2 separate regions of the Homo sapiens genome follow, and region 2 is linked to region 1. A link is an interaction called in ENCODE POLR2A ChIA-PET data of the cell type or tissue named here. Cell type or tissue: OCI-LY7. All regions are shown on one strand. Each heading gives the region's core, and the rest is flanking DNA. Links, peaks and the distances in the headings are about the cores only.

Evidence for each region. ChIA-PET counts read pairs that join two places held together with the same protein. Peaks named below come from ENCODE experiments on the same cell type or tissue, not always from the same donor. Only the 100,000 strongest peaks of a DNase experiment are listed, where the experiment ranks them.
Region 2: POLR2A ChIA-PET joins it to region 1 with 9 read pairs; 3 of 35 experiments call an interaction of 5 or more read pairs at or near these places.

The regions. Positions count from the first base shown.
Region 1 is chr10:35,129,115-35,137,360 of GRCh38, forward strand. The region is part of intron 1 of CREM (cAMP responsive element modulator); the gene reads left to right. It also overlaps the pseudogene RNU7-77P. Among named protein-coding and RNA genes, the nearest start is that of CREM, 6.4 kb to the left of the region's middle. RefSeq lists a silencer at 4,692-4,761 and an enhancer at 7,434-7,483. In OCI-LY7, for the core only: no CTCF peak of the experiment used is centred there; DNase peaks (open chromatin) are centred at 3,157, 6,987 and 7,357; H3K4me3 peaks cover 4,126 bases; H3K27ac peaks cover 3,389 bases.
Region 2 is chr10:34,611,482-34,619,783 of GRCh38, forward strand. The region is part of intron 2 of PARD3 (par-3 family cell polarity regulator); the gene reads right to left. Among named protein-coding and RNA genes, the nearest start is that of PARD3, 200 kb to the right of the region's middle. In OCI-LY7, for the core only: no CTCF peak of the experiment used is centred there; no DNase peak of the experiment used is centred there.

The DNA.
Region 1 (8,246 bases), core at 1-8,000:
AACACTTACTTTCCCAGTGAATTGGTGATGGATATGGAATCATTTTGGTGATTGCGAAGTTGTAATTACGGTGATGTTTTGTGTACATATTTTGGTGACAGTATATGAATAAATTTTTATTGAATGCGTAAACATAGGACATTTTTATTTTTAGTCTTTTTGTTTTTGCATTGTCCCTGAAAGTTAATGAAATTTACTTCTTCTTCCTGAATTTTAAACTCTGGAATCCATAGTTAATAGGCTGTATTCCAGTTTCCTACTCAGGTGAGTCACTGCCTAATCAAAATACAAAATCTTGCTTAGGGTTATGACCATTTCATGAAAAGTAGGGAAGAGTTTTGAATTATTAACATATATAAGGAATCCTGACTGAATCTTTACCAACATAGACATATATTTCTGATCCTTTTTCTCCCAAGTTGTATTCCCTGCAAATTAAGTATTGGGCCAGAAGATTGAGCTAGGTTTATTGTTTAAGTGGATGTTCTTACTGAAAAGCTCTCAAATGTCCTGTTCCTTTTAGATAGACTTCTTAAAATAAAACTGAACAGTGCAAACACTTAATAGCTGAACGATTGAGAGACGTTATTTTTTAGAGCAGTTTTACAACCATTGATATTTTTATATTTCCTTACCAACATTGATTGATAAGGAAATAAGCCTGAAATACCGAATTTTATTGTTTCTACTTAAGTAAATGGATGGATTCCATATGTAAAAGTCAGCTTTGAAAATAGTTATTATTGTACATTGAATACAGTTTTGATATTATCAACACAGGAACTTAAAAATCCAGTTTAGGCCGGGCATGGTGGCTCACGCCTGTAATCCCAGCATTTTGGGAGGCTGAGGCAGGCGGATCGCCTGAGGTCAGGAGTTCAAGACCAGCCTAACCAACATGAAGAAACCCCGTCTCTACTAAAAATACAAAATTAGCCGGGCATGGTGGCCCATGCCTGTAATTGTGGCTACTTGGGAGGCTGAGACTGGAGAATTGCTTGAACCCCGGAGGCGGAGGGTGCAGTGAGCCAAGATCAAGCCATTGCATTCCAGCCTGGGCAACAAGAGCCAAACTCAGTCTCAAAAAAAAAAAAAAAAAAAAAAATTTTTTTTGGAAAAATGTATCTCATTACACAATAGGTAGAAATGAACATTTTAAATAATTATGTTAATAATCTCCTTTTAGACAATACATTTTAAATGTCTTTTGCAATGGGAACTCCACAATAAAGACTGTGCTGTTCTTAAGAATAAATGCTTTTACTCATAGGTTTTCATTTTCTGATACTGTATATCCAGTAGAGAATAAGCAAGAACAAAGAAGAAAACCTAAGGATATCATTAGTGGAAATTTTTCTTGATACTACTTATGGAAATGCCTTAAGTCTTACTGCACTGAATAATGATGTTTTGTTCAATGATGGACCACATATATCCCATAAGATTATAATGGAGCTGAAGAATTCCTGTTACCTAGTTATGTCCTAGCTGTCCTAATGTCAGAGGGCAGAGTATTACCTTTTCTATGTTTAGGTATGTTTAGACACACAAATACATTCCACTGTGTTCTAATCGTCTGCAGTATATAGTACAGTAACATGCTGTACAGGTTTTGTAGCCTAGGAGCAACAGGCTATCCCATTTGGCATAGGTGTGTAGTCGGTTGTGCCATCTAGGTTTGTTTAAGAGCAGTTTACAATGTTCGCAGAATGAAGTTGCCTAATATTTCTAAGAATGTATCCCCATTATTAAGTGAAGCATAACTAATTCAGTTATAGCAAGGTTTACAAAGTAAAATGATATCTATTTGCACATTTCATGACAGGCCTTCCTAGGAGTGATAGAGGAAATTACTGGCAACGTGTGTGTGAAGTAGTTTTTATAAGTAGAGGAAATGCATAGGCTATAAAACTATATGGTAGTTTTGCTTAAAGACTGCTTAAATAACCATCTCGTTGGTCAGGAAGGATGCTTACCTCTAAGAAAACCTTACTAGCAACTCATCCTCTTGTCAGACTTTTTTGAAGCCTCTCAGATCTCCACAAATGAGAAACATCTTTGTGCATGTTTTCTAAACAGTAGTATAACCAGGCCATTTAAATATCAAGATACTAATAAAATCCTGTGAACGTTTAAGAGTGGAGCTAATGTGATGCTAATATTTTCCCTGAGAATTTCACAAAATAAACTCAGTGTCTTTAAAGTTATCTTAGTAAAGGTTTTTTTTTGTGTGTTTTTTTAAACATAGCAGACTTAAATCATCCAACTTAGAATAGCAAAATAGCAGATAGTTTTGTTTATATTCTTAATCTCAATTTTTTTATTGATAGCACAAAAAATGATTTTTTTTTGGCTTAGAAATGTTTTTAACTGGAATTTATATCTTAGCACTGATTATGGTGAAAGTATCCACTTTGGAATTATGACAACTGTATCACACATAAAGACCCACATTACTGAATATGGGTGCTTGGAATGTTTTTACTCTTAAAATTTCTGGAGGAGTAAAATTAGGCATGTTTCTGCACTTAGAAAGATACAGGTTTTGTTCAGATGTGTAAGATAGGACCAATCTAGGTAAGTAAAATAATGGTAAAATTCTTTTTTCTGATCTTAAGCTAATTCAGGTAGTTTATCTCCTTTGTCAGATTTACTATCTAGTAGTTAATACATTTATACTTAATACGTAGATATGTGTTTTCAGATGTACTTAATGTGCAGTAAAGAAGCATGCTATTGAAAACAAAACAAAACAACCTTACAGTGATTCTAGTCAAGCAAGTAACTCCTTCAAAAGTTTAAAAATTTGGTTTCACATTGGCCGGGTGCGGTGGCTCACGCCTGTAATCCCAGTGCTTTGGGAGGCCGAGGCGGGCAAATCAGGAGACCAGCCTGACCAAACATGGTGAAACCCCGTCTCTACTAAAAATACAAAAATTAGCTGGGCATGGTGGCTCGCGCGTGTAATCCCAGCTACTCAGGAGACTGAGGCAGGAGAATCGCTTGAACCCGGGAGTTGGAGGTTGCAGTGAGCCGAGATCGTGCTACTGCACTCCATCCTGGGTGATAGAGCGAGACTTGAGTCTCAAAAAAAAAAAAAAAAGAAAAAAAAATTGGTTTCACATGAAGTGGTGGTGGCGGGGGAGGGAGGTGTTTGAAAGGATGGAGACAGGCCATGATTATTTGAATTTCACTTTTCATTTCCTCCTCAGCAGCCCATTCTGTAGTTCATTTACTGTGAAATGGCCAAAAGCAGGCAGCATGTGGGAAATGAATTGAAAAAGAGACACTTACTGAATAGCTAGTCCTTTAGTGATTTTAGTAAAGAGTTAAGATTACTTAAATAATAACAGGTGTCTCAGGCAATTAAATTGGAGTAGCCGTGAATCTATATTAGAGAGCCTCGTGAATTTATGTATAATTCATGTTTGAAATATTAAAGACATTTACAAGTGTTTGGAATATTTATTTACGAGTATCCCTCTTGGCTATTCTGTTTTTACATGAAAGCGTAAAGATTATTTTTTGAAAGTTACTGTTACTTTGCTTCATAAAGAGTATAAGACCAATGGTGTAATTTCATGGTACTGCTTTCTCCCATTGTTTTTCCTGTACTCATCTTCCCCTAAAATGCATAACCATAGTCTCATCCCCGTCAATTGCAGCTATATGGCTGTTTGGAATTATTTCTCTTATAACTAGTCCCACCTTCTCTTAATTTTTTAATCGACTTGGTTGAGAAGGACCAACTTTACAATATGAGCTTCATATTCTCCTTTATCTTTCAAACTTTATTGCTCTTGCTACTTAAATTACAGTTAACCTATGGATATCTACTTTTGCAAAGAACTAAAACCTTGCTTCATCACAGAACCAAATAAACAGATTGTATTTCTCTGTTCTCTTTCTCTTCCTGCTTCTGTAAAAGGTATGATACCTTTTGTTCCACATTCTTTTCTTTTTCTTTTGAGTATGCTAGTTGCAGTGCTTTCAGGTTTTCTTATTCTTTTTCTTTTTTAGCCTTTCTTTTAGAAACCATCTCAATAATGCATAATTTACAGTTTACATTTTTGGGTTTTTGAAAGTGGAGTAAGAACTTAGATTGTTTGGCAAGTGTCTTATAAAGAATTCTTAATTTAATATTTCCCGTAAGTCATAGTTATCTCCAATTGTAATATCTAGTCCAAAAGCAGATTTTTTTTTTTTTTTTTGAGACAGAGTCTCACTGTGTCACCCAGGTTGGAGTGCAATGGAGCAATCTCGGCTCACTGCAGCCTTCGCCTCCCAGATTCTCCTGCCTCAGCCTCCCAAGTAGCTGGGATTACAGGTGCCTGCCACCGTGCCTGGCTAATTTCTGTATTTTTTGCAGAGATAGGGTTTTACCATGTTGGCCAGGCTGGTCTCGAACTCCTGACCTCATGTAATCCACTCAACTTGGCCTCCGAAAATGCTGGGATTACAGGCGTGAGCCATGGCGCCTGTCCAAAAGCAGTTTGTTTTAAAGCAGAAAAAGCAAAACTGTGTTTATTGTCTTTCCAAAGCATTCAACTTAGTCTTCAGAGAAACAGTTCTCTTTTTGAATCATTTAATCTACTTAGTCATTTCATCTAATGTACAGTTTAACAAAATTACAAAATTGCAACAAGTGTGGCTGGCACAATCAGGTTTGGTGACAAACACAACTAACTCTTGGTAAGCACCCCTCCCTGTTGGAGTGAACATAAGTGCCTGGGCACACTAGAGAACTGTGGTGGGCATTAGCTATACTGTAGGCTTCACAGGAGTGGAGAACACTGTTAATATGGAGAGCTGGAAATTGGTTAAGTAAACTTTGGTATTCTAGTAAACTTGCCCAAGAAGTTTAATTCTTATATATACCTAGTTTTTCCAGAAAAGTTACATTAAGGTATTAATTTAACCACAGCAGGTAAAAGTTTTTTGTTTTTTTTTTTTTTTCAAGACAGCTCTGTTGCCCTGGCTGGAGTGCAATGGTGCTATCTCGGCTCACTGCAATTTCCGCCTCCTGAGTTCAAGTGATTCTCTTGCCTCAGCCTCCAGAGTAGCTGGGATTATAGGTGCACATCACCATGCTGGCTCATTTTTGTAATTTTTTCTTTTTTAAATGAGAGTCTCGCTCTGTTGCCCAGGCTGGAGTGCAGGGGCGCGATCTTGGCTCACTGCAACCTCTGCCTCTTGGGTTCAAGCAGTTCTCCTGCCTCACCCTCCCAAGGAGCTGGGATTACAGGCGCATGCCACCACGCCTGGCTACTTTTTGTATTTTTAGTAGAGACAGGGTTTCGCCATGTTGGCCAGACTGGTCTTGAACTCTTGACCTCAGGCGATCTGCCCGCCTCAGCCTTCCAGAGTGCTGGGATTACAGGGGTGAGCCACAGCGCCTGGCCTCAACATTTTTAAGTGTTAATTTAATACTATCTTTTCTCTATCAGCATATTGTATTTGTTTGCTTATATTATATGAGCATTTTCCAACATTTGCTTTATTACCCTCTCTGTAATATATAATCCCATATTCAGATTTCACCATTTGTTCCCAAAATGTCCTTTATAGCATAATCAACATATTTTAAATATCATTTGTATAGAAAGCTATATATTGAAGGATACCGACAGCAGTGAAATTGAGCCTGGCATGATGGCTCAAGCCTGTAATCCCAGCACTTTGGGAGGCCGAGGCAGGCGGATCACTTGAAGTCAGGGGTTCGAGACCAGCCTGGCCAAAATGGTGAAACACCATCTCTACTAAAAATACAAAAATTAGCCGAGCATGGTGGCATGCGCCTGTAATCCCAGCTACTCAGGAGGCTGAGGCATGAGAACTGCTTGAACCTGGGACGTGGATTTTGCAGTGAGCTGAGATGGTGCCACTGCACTCCAGCCTGGGCGACAGAGCAAGACTCAGTCTCAAAAAAAAAAAAAAGGAAAGAAAAATTAATTGAAGCTGTTGCACCACAGGGTGAATGGAGCAACATACTGGTGAAAGTAAGGTGAATGCCAACTGTTGTTTTTGTAATCATACCTAATAAAGTTTTTATCAGTGTGTTAGATGGCCTTCAAAATATGGCAGAGAAATCCATAACCAGGCAAAATAATTTTGGGTCTCATTTCTTCTTATAAGTTATTACTTGCCTATAACAAACTAATCTAAAATATGCCTTTCTGCTCTAAAAGCTAAAGCTTAAGAGTCCCTTGGCAGATGGGACTTTTAAATTATTCCTGTAGAAAATTGGTAGTATATAAGTGTTTTAATTTATTATGTGTTTTAATTTATTCCTGTAGAAAATTATTCCTGTAGAAAATCGGTAGTATATAAGTGTTACAGCTCTTAGAATTTGTCTAGCAGGCTCTCCGGTTTTTGCCAGAATGCCCACCACCCCCCGAAAAAAGAAAGTTGGTAGATTGGTAGTATACAGGATATATCAGTATCCTTTGGGTGTTTAGGTATAAGGAGATCTGCTTAGAAATTATAACTGGAGAGCTGAGTACAGTGGCTCATGCCTGTAATCCCAACACTTTGGGAGGCTATGGTGGGAGGATTGCTTGAAGCTAGGAATTTGAGACCTGGGCAACATAGTGATACCTATTTCTGGAAAAAAAAAAAAAAAAAAAAAAGAGAGACATTAAAAAAAAATGAGACAAAGAAGATAGAACAAAAGGCTAGATAATTTGGAAGAAAAGCATGAAAGTAATGTCATAAAGAATTCAAAGAGGACAAAGTTTCAAATAGAGGGGGAAATGCTGTAGGGGTATTGAGGAAGATGGGGACTAGAAAGCATCCTTTTAGATTTGGCAAGCAGGCAAGCGTTCATTGGTGACCTTGTGGAGAATAGTTGGAATGAAGTAAGTCTCTGATCATCCTGAGTCAGGGTCAAGTTTATCTTGTCATTATTCGGGTATGAGGCTAGTTTTTCTCTTTGGTATCTTGTGGCTCCCATGGCCGGAAGTTGGTGCTTTCTTCAGTGCTAGTTACCTCTAGGAAGAGGAAGCGGGCGGCTGTTCCTGGACTTCTCTGAATACCTTTTTCTAGTTTTAAAGTTTTGAACCACAAGAATGTATTACTTATTCAGCAAATAAAACATTTCCAAGTGAAATACAGAAATTGGCCTTTTTTCTATGATATAGTGCTGTGATTATCATTATTGTTCAAGTGCTATTATTATTTTGTTGACATATCTGCCCCCGCCTTTAGATTGCAGGCTCCTGGAGAGCTGTCTCCTGCAGTGCCCCAGTGTCTAGTATGAGGGGGTGGCATCTAATGGGTTATACAGTTGTTAAGGAGCATAAGATGTCCCTACGTAAAATGCTAGTGTAGCATACAATGAGGTTTGATGTCAGAATGGCATCAGTTCTGCTTTTTGTTCCTCTTGTGAGGAGCCTGTTCAAATGCCCTACTGTCTCTTGTCCCTATGCTGGGGGCACATGGTAGCAGTAGTAACCATCGCCTTAGTGCCCTTAGTGAGGTTTGATAAACCTGCCTGCTGCCTACAGTTCCAAATTTGACCAGGATTATATGACATCATTTAGAAGAACCCTTAGGAGGGAACTCTGAAAGCAATGTGTCTGTCTAAGCACTGCTGTTGCTGGCAGAGGTATCTAGAGGTTACTTAGGGATGAGCACGATTGTTTTCTCCAGCTCTAAAAGAAATTAAGGACTCTCAGTTTTTTTTTTTTTTTTTTTTGGGACTCTGTCTCAAAAGAGTTTAGGTCTGTGAATGGTCTTGCTCTGTCACCTAGGCTGGAGTACAGAGGTGCAAACATGGCCCATTGCAGCCTCAACTTTCCGCGCTCAAGTGATTCTCCCACCTCAGCCTCCTGAGTAGCTGGGAGTCCAGGCCTGTGCCACCATACCTGGTCAGTTTTCTTGTAGAGACAAGGTCTCACTGTGTTGCCAAGGCTTGTCTCAAACTCCTGGATTCAAGCAAACCTGCTACCTCAGCCTCCCGCAGTGCTGGGATTACAGGTGTGAGCCACCATGTCTGGCTCAAATGTTCTTTTGTCTTTTTCTTTGCCAGTTTTACTTCTTTCCACATGTCAAATATATATTTTTAAAGATATTAGTAAAAAATAAAGAGAGTTTAATTGCTACAGTGTCTAAACTAGGTTTTTTAATGGATTGAAGGCTATCAGAAGGACGTTTTGAATAAACTTATTTTGTTTGGAGTTTAATTTTTTAACAAAAACCCAAGTTGGAATTTAAGGTAAATGAAAACTTTTTTGCATTGGAGTGAA
Region 2 (8,302 bases), core at 243-8,242, 520 kb before region 1:
CACATGCAGGAGTAATTTCGGGATTTTCTGATGCCTTTTAAATTTAATTTCAAATATGACCAGAAAAATTAACTTGACAAATCACAAGATTAATACTATTTTAGAATCCCTTCCTTCTAGACTTCTCATAAGGCAAATCGGAATACAATTATAGGCTGTCTAGGAAAAAATCTGGATCTTGAACCAACCACAAAAATCCTGTTGACTCCTAAGGCCCCGTACGCAATTTTCCATAATGAAATGGGGACGGGAGAGAGCTAAAAACTGCTGAATTTATTTTCATCCACGTACATGAAGATGGGAAATAAATGTGATACATTTCTTTCTTTTTTTTTTTTTTTTTTTTGAGGCGGAGTCTTGCTCTGTCGCCCAGGCTGGAGTGCAGTGGCGCAATCTCGGTTCACTGCAAGCTCCGCCTCCCAGGTTCACACCATTCCCCTGCCTCAGCGCCCCCCCTACCCCCCCGCCCCGAGTAGCTGGGACTACAGGCACCCGCCACCACGCCCAGCTGATTTTTTGTATTTTTAGTAGAGACGGGGTTTCACCGTGTTAGCCAGGATGGTCTCGATCCCCTCACCTCGTGATCCGCCCGCCTCGGCCTCCCAAAGTGCTCGGATTACAGGCGTGAGCCACCGTGCCCAGCTGTGATACATTTCTAATAAAGACACTGAAATGTAGTATGCATCTGTTCATGCAGTATATAACCTATACAGAAACATAACCATAGGCTAGAAATGTGTGTATTTAATTGTATGTTTATGCCTAAGTGTTTGAAAGCTGTGTTTAATATGAAAAATAATAATAATTAAAAACAATTTTAACAAATCCTATTCCAAATATACCACCAAAATATTGAAATATACACACATTTTCCCTATCAGAGAGAAATTATTCTTTAGGAAGAGGACAACCATTTTGTTTTTAAAGCCTAATACAACGGAAGGTTAAAAAACACTTAGGAAAAAGAAAAAATAAAAAGTAGCTCTTTACCTACTTTTTCCAAAGGATCGATATGGACGTGTAAGATGACAATCGTGTGAGAGGCACAATGTCTGGTGCTCTACATGCACAGTCCTAGCTCAGCTCCTTAGGAATTTCACCCAACTTTGGCAAAGCCATGTGAACCTTGATGATTAATTTCCTTATCTGGAAAACTGGGGCAACAATTCTTACCCTAGAGGGCTATAGTGAGGTTTTATGAGCTAATGGCTGCAGAAAGCTTCTTAATGCTGGTATATAGTACCAGACACAATGAATAAAAACCACTGTTGCTAGTCATCATAGCAATGCTGCAAGATGGATATCATTATTCTCATTTTGGGAAAATATGAAGGTATAACTTACTTGCCTGTGAAATAATTGAGCAATTGTGGACTGGAAAACAGCTGAAGAGGTGATAAAGTAAGTTGAACAGCCAATCAAATAAATAATGCTAGTTACTGTTTCTCTGTATCTTCAATAAAAATTAATCTTTTAAAAAGTTAACATATATAATTATCCACAGTGTACAAAACCTAAACCTACATAGGTGACCATAAATCAACCAAAGCTACAAACAGTACAAATATTAATAAATATTTCTACCTAAAGTCCAACATACAAAGTAACCCTTTTTTCCTGAATTTAAAGGCATGCTCAGAACTAGCCTACGATTGCTCAATCATTTCAAGTTATTTTAAAGCATTAAAATAAGTGTATCTTTGCACTTTTATAAAAATACATTTAAAACATAGCAAAGTGAACAACAAATCAAAAAAGCAAATTCCCCTCCTGATTAACCTGTGTGCACATACACACACACTGACCACCTGCTTTCTTTTTGATTCAGCTTTTAGTATCACCTTTCTTAGGGCTTGCTAGTGAATTACAAAGATATATAAAAAGAAAGCAGCCCCAAAACACTTTTATGGCTTGAAATTGGAGTTCAACAACATCTGTGCAATTACGAAGTATATCTTGTAGGAATAATAGAGCTATGTATCATAAATACATACCAGTAGCCCAATGGTAAAATCATTAACTCTTACTTAATTACTACCCACTCTCTGAAATGCACATGGTCCAGCTTACAATTAATCATAATTATTCAACCTCACAGCATAGCCCCACACAGCATCCAGAGGATTCGCAAATGTGTGGCTTTCTTATTCATTCTGCCTATTATAAGAACAGAAAGAAAATTCAGACACAATGGCACCACAGGAAAAAGGGCAAACAAATTCATTTCCTGTAGAATAAAAAAAAGGTTTAAAACATAGTTTTCTCGTCCACATTCTCCGGAGATCAGCTTCCAAGATTCTCAGTTTATGGGAGAAACCAACTAGGGTGAATGTGGAGAAACCATTTTGCATCTTTTTCTAATAACTTTAATTTTTAAACTTGCTTTTTAAAATGATGTTGCATCACAAGCTACGAATTTATCATCTATTGTCAGCAAATCTTTTCCTGAACTAACTTATTCAAGATATAAAACTATAGCAAACATTAAGAATGTACTACCTAGGCTATCCTTATAGGAAAAGTTTATAAACAGGGAAACATGAGAACATGTATACTCATACATACATGTGTTTGTATGCTTGATCTAGCTTTCAAAGGCAAACAGCTAAATTCAAGAAAAGAAAAAAAAAGTTTTCCTACTGTAAAAATGTATTCCTTCTTGGGAAAAGTAATAATATTAAGTCAACCAACATAGAAAAGTAATGTGAGGCCAATGACCTCTCTCCTTTTGCTCCGCTACATGGGATGAAGGACTAAATCTCTCAGAGGAAGGACCAGGAACCTGGGAAATTATTTCAGAGTTGGCGCTAAAAAAACAGCTAACCAGAGCAGAAGCTCTGGAAACTAATTGAAAATATCAAGAAGTTCTCTAACAATGAGTAGTCAGAAGATTAAGGGAAAAAAAGAAATAAAAGCCATAAATTTAAAAGAAACCAAGTCAGACATTAAAATAAGTGTCCTATTCTAGGGTAACAAGGCTGATTATGAATGATAAACAGTTTATTAACAAGTTATCTCATTGGACCCAGATCATTTCTTTCTTTAAATCATGCAGGCATAAACATAACTAAACATAGACATGTATTTTTAAATGTTTTAAATATAAATGTCTACATATATTTAAAAGATTTTAAAGATGTCTAAATGTCTAACACATATTTAAAACATTTTTAATACTGGTTGATATTTTTGCTTAACTTTCTAAATAAAAATTAAGTACATTTCCTATTGCCCAAAGTGATCTACAGATCGAATGCATCCTTATCTAGACACCAAGGACATTCTTCACAGAAATGGAAAAAAAATCCTAAAATTTATATGAAACCACAAAAGACCTCAAATAGCCAAAGTGACACTAAACAAAATAAACGAAGCTAGAGGCATCCCACTACCTGACTTTAAAAAACGCAAAGCAGGCCGGGCACGGTGGCTCATGCCTGTAATCCCAGCACTTCGGGAGGCCAAGACGGGTGGATCACAAGGTCAGGAGATCAAGACCATCCTGGCTAACACAGTGAAACCACGTCTCTACTAAAAATACAAAAAAAACTTAGCCAGGCGTTGTGGCGGGTGCCTGTAGTCCCAGCTACTTGGGAGGCTGAGGCAGGAGAATGGCCTGAACCTGGGAGGCGGAAATTGCAGTGAGCCGAGATGGCGCCACTTCACTCCAGCCTGGGCAGCCTGGGTGGCAGAGTGAGGCTCCGTCTACTAAAAACAAAAACAAACAAAAAAACAAAAACAGAAACAAAAAACAAAGCTACAGTAACCAAAACAGCATCAGCATGGGAGTGACATAAAAACAGACACATGGACCAAAAGAACAGAAATAAATCCACATACATGTAGCCAACTGATTTTCAACAAAGGCAAAAAGAACATACATACAGTCTCTTCAACAAACACCACTGAGGAAACAGTGTAACCATGGGCAGCAGAGTGGAAGTAGACCCCTATGTCTCTCCATATATAAAAATCATCTCTAATGGATTAAAGACTTAAATGTAAGGCCAAAACTCTGAAACTACTACAAACAAACACAGGAAAAAGGCTTCCCGACATTGGTCTGGGCAAAGATTTTATGGCTGAGAACTCATGCAACAAAAGCAAAAATAGACAAATAAAATTATATCAGACTAAAAGCTTCTGCACAGCAACAGAAGCAATGAAAAAAGTGAAGCGACAACTACAGAATGGGAGAAAATATGTGCAAACTATTCATCCACCAAGGGAGTAAAATATACGATATATAAGAAACGCAACAGACAAAAACCAAATAATCCAATTTAAAAATGAGAAAATGATCTAAATAGAGAGTTCTCAAAAGAAGACATACAAATGGCCAAGAAACATATGAAAATATGTTCAACATCATTATTCATAAGAAAAACGCAAATCAAAACCACACTGTGATGTCATCTCACCCCAGTTAGAATAGCTGTTACCAAAAAGACAAAAAATAACAGATGCTGGTGAGGATGTGGAGAAAGGAGAACTCTTCTTGTGCACCCCTGGTGGGAATGCAAATTAGTACAGCAATTATAGAAAACAGAATGAAGTTTCTTCAAAAAATAAAAAGCCTGTAATTCTAGCACTTTAGGAGGCAGAGGCGGGTGGATCACCTGAGGCCAGGAGTTCGAGACCAGCCTGGCCAACATGGTAAACCTGTCTCTACTAAAAATACAAAAATTAGCCAGGTATGGTAGCACATACCTGTACTCCCAGCTACTTGGGAGGCTGAGGCACAAGAATTGTTTGAACCCAGGAGGTGGACTTTGCAGTGAGCTAAGATCGTGCTACTGCACTCCAGCCTGGGTGACAGGGTGAGACTCTCTCAAAAAAAATTAAAAAAAAATTAAAAAAAGCAGAACAATCATACATCCAGCAACCCCACTGCTGCATATACACCCAATGGAAAAGAAATCAGCACATCAACGAAATATCTGCGTTCCCATGTTCACTGCGGCCTTATTCACAATAGACAAAATATTGGAATCAATCTAAGTGTCCAGCAACTGATGAACAGGTAAAGAAAACGTGGTCTATACACACAATTGAATACTATTCAGGCAACATGAATGACCCTGGAGGACGTTATGTGAAGTGAAATAAGTTAGGTACAGAAAGATAAATACAGCATGTTCTCACTTGTACATGGAAGCTAAAAAAGTTGATCTGGCTGGCTGTGGTGGCTCATGCCTGTAATCCCAGCACTTTTTGGGAGACCAAGGAAGGAGGACTGCTTCAGCCCAGGAGTTTGGGACCAACCTGGGCAACACAGGGAGAACCATCTCTACCAAAAAAACAAAAGCCAGGTATGGTGGCATGGGTCTATGGTCTCAGCTACTCAGGACACTGAGGTGGAAGAAACATATGAGCATGGGAGGTGGAGGCTGCAATGAACCAAGATCACACCACTGCACTCCAGCTTGGGCAACAGAGCACCTGTCTCAAAAAAAAAAAAAAAAAAATAACTAAATTAAAAAGTTGATCTTGGCCGGGGGCGGTGGCTCACACATGTAATCGTAGCACTTTAGGAGGCCAAGGCGGGGATCTCTTGAGGTCAGGAGTTCAAAACCAGCCTGGCCAACAAGGTGAACCCCATCTTTACTAAAAATACAAAAAAATTAGCCAGGCATGGTGGCAGACACCTGTAATCCCAGCTACTCAGGAGGCTGAGGGAGGAGAATCACTTGAACACGGGAGGTGGAGGCTGCAGTGAGCCGAGATCACGCACCATTACACTCCAGCCTGGGCGACAGAGCAAGACTCTGTCTCAAAAAATAAATAAATAAATAAAAATAAAAAGTTGATCTCATAGAAGTAGAGAGTAAGCCAGTGCTTACCAGAGACTGGGAAGGGGAAGGTAGGAAGAGATTGGTTAACAGACACAAAATTACAGCTAGATAGGAAGAATTAAGTTCTAGTGGTCTAAGGCCCTGTAGGGTGAAAACAAATACTAATGTATTGTGTATTTTCAAATGGCTGGAAGAGAAAATTTTTAATGTTCCCAATACAAAGAAATGAAAAATGTTTGAAGTGACTGATATACTACTTACCCTAATTTGACCATTACACATCACTTAAATATCACACCGTATGCCATAAATATGTATAATTTTTGTCAAAAATAATAAAATAATGTTTAAAGTACATTTCAATTTGTCTATAGATAACACAGTATTTGGTCCACAAGACCACAACCAAGTGATTATTTCTCAAATTAAAAGCAAAGCACACACAGACTGAAGGCAAGGGAGACATGAGTAGGCAGCCTTCATGGGACTGGCTTCATAAATTTAAACTCACTAAAGGGATGCCTCCTTCAAGGAATAAAGGGCTACACTCTAGGGGCTCAGCCTAGAGAGATCAAAATTATACATTTATTTTTTTTTACTTTTTTATTTCTCAGATTGGGTTAAAACTGTGAGAGAGAAAACTTTTAAAACCTACAGTTTGTTTTGAAATTTTAAAAGTAAAACATTTTAAAGTATTAGCTATGGCTTCTCTATACACTGTGGCACTCAACTGTATTCTGATGGAAAAATCACTTTCTTTTAATAGAGGACCGTCAAAACTATGACCTTTCTAAACTATAACCACAGGGCTGTTTAAAACATTAAAAACAAAGCACAAATCCTCTACCAGTTCCTCTGAAATTTGGGCTTCCTAATCTGTATTTAAATTTTTAAGAACTTTAAACATAGCTGTATTTATTAAGTGTTCAACGATTTTCCATTAACAATGACCTACACTCAATTAATGAATCCAAATAAAAAAGTCTTTTAACCTAAGACCTCCCAATATCAGAAGATGTGCAAGTCTCCAAGCTCCTTAGAAATTCTTAGTTTGCTTCAAAATAGTGACTCCCGCAAACACTGAAATAGATTCCTTTTCCAGCATACTTAAAATAGCTTTTCTTAACTCTTGGTGACATCAAGTGACATCTTGTACTGTGAAGTCAGAATGTAAGAACGCTTCCACAACAGTGGCAAAGTAAGTCACAATTCAGGTAAAAATGAGAAAGTGACATCTCCAAAAACAAAGTAATAGCACTCTGGTAAACATGCCTATCAATTCATTTTAAAAAAAAAACTGGACCCAAAAAATAATAGACCCAAACTGAACTAATGGTATGTATCAATCAGGAAATAGATGAGCCACTTTCAAAACTTCAAATGTCTTCTTAGCTAGGACATCCTTCCTGACTGACTGTTTCCAATAGGATTTCCAAAATATCACACTCTACACATCTAAGATCACACCACTTTCCACCCGTTCCACATTCCTGTCTGGCAGAGGCACTGGCTTTTTCCAACCTGCTGGAGTCATGCACACCTCCTCCTCTCTCCTCAGTTACACAGGTGACTCCTCAACACTAAGGTAATATTTAAGGTCAACCACAATATGATCCCAGTCTCCTTTCTGGTTTCACTTGGTGCCACTTCCCTAAGGTTTCCTCTTTGTCCTCAGAGCACACCTCGTGATTCTTAGAAATTAGCTTTCACTCATCCCACAGCCCCTCACTGGATGCTCTAGAGTTCACCAATATAGTCCCATAAAGCCTTTTTTTTTTTTCTTTTTTTTTTTGAGACAGAGTCTCAGTCTGTCACCCAGGCTGGAGTACAGTGGCATGATCTTGGCTCACTGCAACTTCCACCTCCTGGGTTCAAGCAATTCTTGTGCCTCACCTTCCCAAGTAGCTGAAATTACAGGCATGCACCACCACGCCTGGCTAAATTTTGTATTTTTGGTAGAGACGGGGTTTCACGTGTTGGCCAGGCTGGTCTCGAACTGCTGACCTCAAGTGATCTGTCCGCCTCAGCCTCCCAAAGTGCTGGGATTACAGATGTGAGCCATCATGCCCGGCCCACAGTCCCATAAAGTCTTTACGGTGTAGCTCAACTCCACCTTCTCCTAAAAAATTGTGTTGTTCTCTCTTCAACTACAATGGTGATGCTGACACTTATGAAGTTTATTGGCATTCAAATATTTATTGAATGAATAAATAGCTTAAATATCCTGCATTTTATTGTATAGAATTATAATGTTATTTGCCAACTTTTTTCTTTTTTAATTTTTATTTTACCACCACCACCATGAGATTGGAATACTCCAGCATGGGTAGTCATCTCGTTTCTCACACTGCTGAATCTGTCTGCTGTGATGCTCACATTGTTATGGAAACAGTAGGTGCTCAAATATTTAATGGAGTCTCAGAATATAAATAGCATTTTAGGATCATCTGGTTTAACTACCAGTTAAAAATCTTTGAATGTCCTCTACAATATTTCTACTGCTCACC